Linked DNA regions of Homo sapiens: region 2 is linked to region 1. Evidence: read pairs that join two places in POLR2A ChIA-PET (ENCODE). Cell type or tissue: Panc1. All regions are shown on one strand. Links, peaks and the distances in the headings refer to the core of each region. The heading gives the core; the rest is flanking DNA.

What was found. ChIA-PET counts read pairs that join two places held together with the same protein. Peaks named below come from ENCODE experiments on the same cell type or tissue, not always from the same donor. Only the 100,000 strongest peaks of a DNase experiment are listed, where the experiment ranks them.
Region 2: POLR2A ChIA-PET joins it to region 1 with 11 read pairs; 6 of 35 experiments call an interaction of 5 or more read pairs at or near these places.

The regions. Positions count from the first base shown.
Region 1 is chr5:134,601,831-134,604,745 of GRCh38, forward strand. SAR1B (secretion associated Ras related GTPase 1B) reads right to left here. Exons shown (of 7, transcript NM_016103.4): 7 at 1-2,915. Among named protein-coding and RNA genes, the nearest start is that of SAR1B, 30 kb to the right of the region's middle. In Panc1, for the core only: no CTCF peak of the experiment used is centred there; a DNase peak (open chromatin) is centred at 1,471.
Region 2 is chr5:134,187,351-134,190,265 of GRCh38, forward strand. No RefSeq gene overlaps it. Among named protein-coding and RNA genes, the nearest start is that of SKP1, 12 kb to the left of the region's middle. In Panc1, for the core only: no CTCF peak of the experiment used is centred there; no DNase peak of the experiment used is centred there.

The DNA.
Region 1 (2,915 bases), core at 238-2,737:
AGGTCAGAAGTTCGACAAGCCTGGACAACATGGTGAAACCCTGTCTCTACTAACAATACAAATATTAGCCAGCTGTGGTGGCGCACGCCTGTAATCCAAGCTACTTGGAAGGTTGAGGCAGGAGAATCACTTGAAGCTGGGAGGTGGAGGTTGCAGTGAGTGGAGATCACACCACTGCACTCCAGCCTGGGTGACAAAGCAAGACTCCATCTCAAACAAACAAACAAAAAAGTATGCTGAAGAAGAATCCATCTACTCCAGTGCAGCTTTTCCAAAAATAGTTCTGTGTAAACTCAGTTTTCTATTTCTGCCCTAAAATCTATTTGGGGCAGGGGACACACCTGAAACAAAGTTGGCTTTGGATAACTTCGCTTACTTTCCTTTGAATACTTTGGATTCTGTTTAAAAGTATGATGAAAGCCGTGAACAACAATTAGTGCCATTAAATATATTAGCTATTTAATGCTCTAAATTATAAGGACAAAAATTAATTGGTTCAGAACTGCCTCTTTAATAGACTCTGTGGCTTCCCTTGACACTGGAGGATCTTTAAAATCCAGGTGTTGGGTGGGGATTTGTGAGGGGGAATGGTAACAGGGTTCAGAAGTGGAAACACGGTTTTAACAAAATTCCAGTCACTTTATACAGAGGCAGAGTCACATATCCCAAGAGCTGGTTCTTCTTTTATTTGGTTAAAAAGCACTAACTTGAATTTCAAAAGAAGGATAATAATGGAAATGACCGGAAGCTTCAACATGTAGTTTTAGGCTGGGCACAGTGGCTCATGTGTATAATCCCAGCACTTTGGGAGGCCGAGGCGAGTGGATCACTTAAGATCAGGAGCTCGAGACCAGCCTGGCCAAATAATGAAACCCTGTCTCTACTAAAAATACAAAAATTAACTGGGCATGGTGTGGTGCACCTGTAATCCCAGCTACTCGGGATGGTGAGGCACGAGAATCGCTTGAACCTGGGAAGCAGAGGTTGCAGTGAGCCAAGATCGCACCACTGCACTCCAGCCTGGGCAACAGAGTGAGACTTCATCTCAAAAAAAAAAGAAAAGAAAAGAAAAAACAAACATGCAGTTTTGATAATTTAGTCCTTAATTGAAGCACACTGTTTTTCTAAACTCTTATATTTATAGCAAAGCCTCTGGCTTTTAATGTAGGCTATATTTTATTCACTATTAATTTTGCATTAAGAAACTTATGTTTGCTAATTTCTATTTTTTCATTGTTTCTTGAAGATTTTTTAATGCTTCAACTTTTTACATATGTTTAAAATGATTTAAACAATATGCTCCAAATTAAATGAACAGAAGGAATTTTGAGAGATTTCCCCTTATGTAGCTATTCTCAGTGCACTCTGGTCAAATTTTACTTGGCAATAAATCCTTGCAAACGTCAGTCATGTAAGTGACTAACAAGACTGAAATACCACATTGAGTCACATACCAAATACAGTTTCAGAAAATGTAAACCTTTCCCCTGAAACTCTCCAATCATGTTAACTAGAACTATACTGTTTCTAATGATGGAACCTGTGAAATGCTGGGTTTTGAATGTAGTTAATAAAATAATTTTCTAGAATGCAAGAAACACTATTATCACAGTTATCACCCTATTTTAATGATTTACAAGTAGTTTATGCGCTTTCCATCACTATAAAGTATGGGCCAGTTGAAAATTGGCCGGGCATGGCGGCTCACGCCTGTAATCCCAGCACTTTGGGAGGCTGAGGTGGGCAGATCACGAGGTCAGGAGTTCGAGACCAGCCTGGCCAACATAGTGAAACCCCATCTCTACTAAAAATACAAAAATTAGCCGGGCATGGTGGTGCGCGCCTGTAGTCCCAGCTACTCAGGAGGCTGAGGCAGGAGAATCACTTGAACCCCGGAGGTGGAGGTTGCAGTAAGCAGAGATTGTGCCACTGCACTCTAGCCTGGGCAACAAAGCAAGACTCCATCTCAAAAAAAACAAAAAACAAAAAAACAAAAAACAAAAACAAAAGATGAGCCGGTTGAAAACTAAGAAAGAAACAACGTTCTGCTTTTATGCTATAAACCACAAAAAATTTGTATATGGATCCAGGTACACAAAACTAAAATTTAGGTCTGCACAGGCAGTATCTGTGTTCATATATCTTTGGCACTCATACAAAGATACTGGTTTAAACCAACAGTGAATAATTTTTTTTCATATACTTTAGGAAATGTCTGTTCTCCAATTAAAAAATGCTATAATCTCCATTCTAAAAATTCACTGAGATAAACTGAAATCTATCAATTTAACCAGCTGTGATCCAAAAGTGTAATTAACGGCAGTCAGTGAAACAGGTATGGGATCTCTTTAAAAGTGTAAAAGTGGGTTGAGACCTTATATTTTTACATTTCAGACTTTAGATTTTAAAAAATCTTTTGGACAGTGCCTGATTTGTATGTATACCACAGTGTTAACTACGCCCTAGCATCTTGCAGTGTGGGACACACAATTAGCCTATGTCCCCAGTACTAGTATTTACCTGGGAAATACTCCATGGATGCACACATTCACACAGGCACATGCAGAGTTGTCTTTCCTCTGTGCTTCTACTGTTTCTTGCCATCCTCTTAATTTGGTTCTCTTGAAAAAGAGCAGTACCCAGTGCATATACTCTGGAGAGGTTCTCAAAGCTGGACAGTAAGTCCTCTGGCTCAGGAACTCTGCCCCCTAAAGCTGGGAGGAAAGCTGGTTGCTCCTAAACATGGCTTCCTTTCTAGAGGCTCGGGCCATAAAAATCTTATGTCTTTGGGAAAATATCCACAGTTTAGCTGTGGTCCACAAAGTGACTTTGTTTCTTTGATCCTAGTGTTACAATTAGAATGAGGGTTCTGGAGCAAGATATATTACACCAGAAAGCATTTTTCCTGGCTAGAG
Region 2 (2,915 bases), core at 229-2,728, 410 kb before region 1:
AGTGTGAAACTCCGTCTCAAAAAAAAAAAAAGATTGCTGAATGTGATGGCAGGAAGAAGAGAGACACTATCGACTGTGCCCTGAAGTATTAATATTGGCGAGGTTATAAGTGTTATAGAGTACAGAGAGGAGGTGGCAATTTGAGAAGAGACCGTGTTAATCAGTCCTTTTGAAGCCCAAGAATCTAAGGAAGTGTAGAGGACTATCCAGCAGTAACTGGTCCATCTGACATTTGTGTGAGTCCCACCAGTACAGCTGTGTCCATTCCTCTAGCCACATCCTGCCACTCAGCTGTAGGCAGCAGGCTCTGGTCAGAACAGCACAGCCTGGACTACAGCAGTCTCTCAAACAGCAGCTTCCCCACCGCTGCCCCAGATGGCGGAAATTTCTAGGAATGTTATCAGGTCATGGTCAGTGCTTTTCTACAAACTACACTTCCGCATTCTCTTTCAAAACAAGTGATTTTTCACCTTGTGATAAACAGCATCTAATGCAGATTGGTGAGAAGGAATAGCTCCTTCTCATCCTTTAGGTCTCAGCTCAGTGTCACCTCCTCAGAGACCACCAGCCTAAATAGTACGTTAAATTTACATTAAAACTTATTTTAAAAATTTAACAGCCATCACATCAAGACATACGATTGCCATCAGCCAAAAAAATTGTCAAAATTCACAAACTTGAGTTGGGCAGTAAGCAATGTGCACAACAGTATGTGGAAGTTTTGGCTAGAAGGGTACCTCCTTTTACCCTCTGGCCTCCTGTCTTGCTTTTTCTTCATAGTACATTATTCCTATTGGAGTTTTATATTTGTCTCTCTTGGGTGTTCACTGCACAAGGGCACTTTGTCTTGTACACCGCTTGTGCCTAATGCCTGGCACATAACAGGTGCACAGTAAGTAGCTGCTGAATACCACTCAGCTCAGCTGGTGCCTGGTGGTGGCTTACTTACCCAGTGGAAGTTACTCAAATACCATGGCAACATCTCTTCTTGCCCACTTCACTTGCTGTGCTCTCCCAGATGGCAGCAGCCCCTTACTACATACACCCTGGCTAAGACCTAAGCCCTCTTGCTAGAACCTCTCACCCCTCAACACACACCCACCTTGCTTCACCCCTTTCTTCCTATTCTAATAAATTTAACCCTCTGTTCTCCTTCTTAGATCTTTGCCTTCCTGTCCTTTGCCTTGAGACTTAAGAAGCCTTGGAGTCCTCACAAACGAGAGCATGTAGCACAAACCTTGGAACCTTGGGAGCTGGGGGTCTCAGTTATAGACTTAATGCAAAGACTGGTTCCTGTGGATGCATGACTGCAAGCCAGGCAGCAGGTAGTCTTAGAGCTCAGGTCTGAGTAAATTCGCCCAGTTACCACTTCCCCACCCCCAAGATCCCAGCTGAGAGCCAAAGCAGAGCCTGGATTTTGTCTGGTTGATAAGGGTGGGAAAGGCACAGAACCCACATTGGGGGTGACCAACTGTTCTGGTTTCAAAGCTCTACTGGCTGGGGCAGTGGCTCACGCCTGTAATCCCAGCACTTTGGGAGGCATAGGCGGGTGGATCACCTGAGGTCAGGAGTTTGAGACCAGCCTGGCTAATATGGTGAAACCCCATTTCTTCTAAAAATACAAAAAATTAGCCAGGTGTGGTGGCGTACACTTGTAATCCCAGCTACTTGGGAGGCTGAGGCAGGAGAATCACTTGAACCTAGGAGGTAGAGGTTGCAGTGAGCCGAGATTGTGTCATTGCACTCCAGCTTGGGCAACAAGAATGAAACTCCATCTCAAAAAAAAAAAAAAAAAAAGAAGAAGAAGAAGAAGAAAGCAAGATCTGCTTCCTGGAAAACCTTCAAGTTCTAAGCAACCAGGTCAACTGGTCACCCTATATTGGAGCTGTGCCCAACCGTGGCCACACATTAACAAGCTGGTGAGTTTACTTAGTTTTGCCTCCATGTTTAACTACTTCAGGAACCCATCATACTTCCACCAACTCACTACTGTTACTTTAAAAATAAAAGCTCACACTGGTTAATACCAAAGATGCTAAATGAAAATATGCTATGTGCGGAATGGTGTCTGTTACCATTTGTTTTAAAAGGGCGAGGAGTATTGCTCCCAGAGAAACAATTTAATACACATCATCATGAAGGAAGACTAGAGCACAACCACCCTACACACAGCAGACTTGCTGATATGACTGTGAAAACATCCACAACCATTAGTAGTAACCACCTCAGACCAATAAGGCTGGAGGGGAAACTTTTTTTGTATTCATCTCTATTGCTTTACTACAAGCATGTATTTTATATTAATACGAGTAGAAAAGATCCATTTTTTAAAAAGAATGTGCACTCATACAGATTAGAGATGGGCATTGTTCATAGGGTCAAGTCCTCCGTATCAGAATTTGTTAACTGGCCATCAGGACACCAGACAAGAAAGTAAGTTGGTCTTGGCTTCTGGCTCCTCTCAGATTAGAAGGTAAGGGTCTTCAGAAGGAGGGGAAGATGGTCAGGTGATGACAGGCTAGCATGAGATTTCATTCATTACTACAACTGTCAGCCTAAAGAGCTGACTAGTTTCCAGTAGTCTTGTACAGAATCCCAGAAGTTTATAAAAGAGTCTAAAAAACTCAGGTCATTCAAGAAAACCCACAATTCAGTTGGGAATTCAGATAAAAAATGGAGGAATTATGCCACTTAGATGAATTTTTAAAAGTTAGGGATGGGGTGCTCCACTCCATATATACTTTCTGGTTTTCCTTTAGTATTTGTTAATGCGGGTCCACTGTGAAAATTCTTTTATCTTCAAGAGCAATTGTTAGGCTGTGGTGGTTCAGCTGAACCTCACCTAACTCCCCTTCAAACTCTGGCTCAAATAAATGCCCTTGAGACACAAAGGTTAGTCCATGAACTCTTTTTTT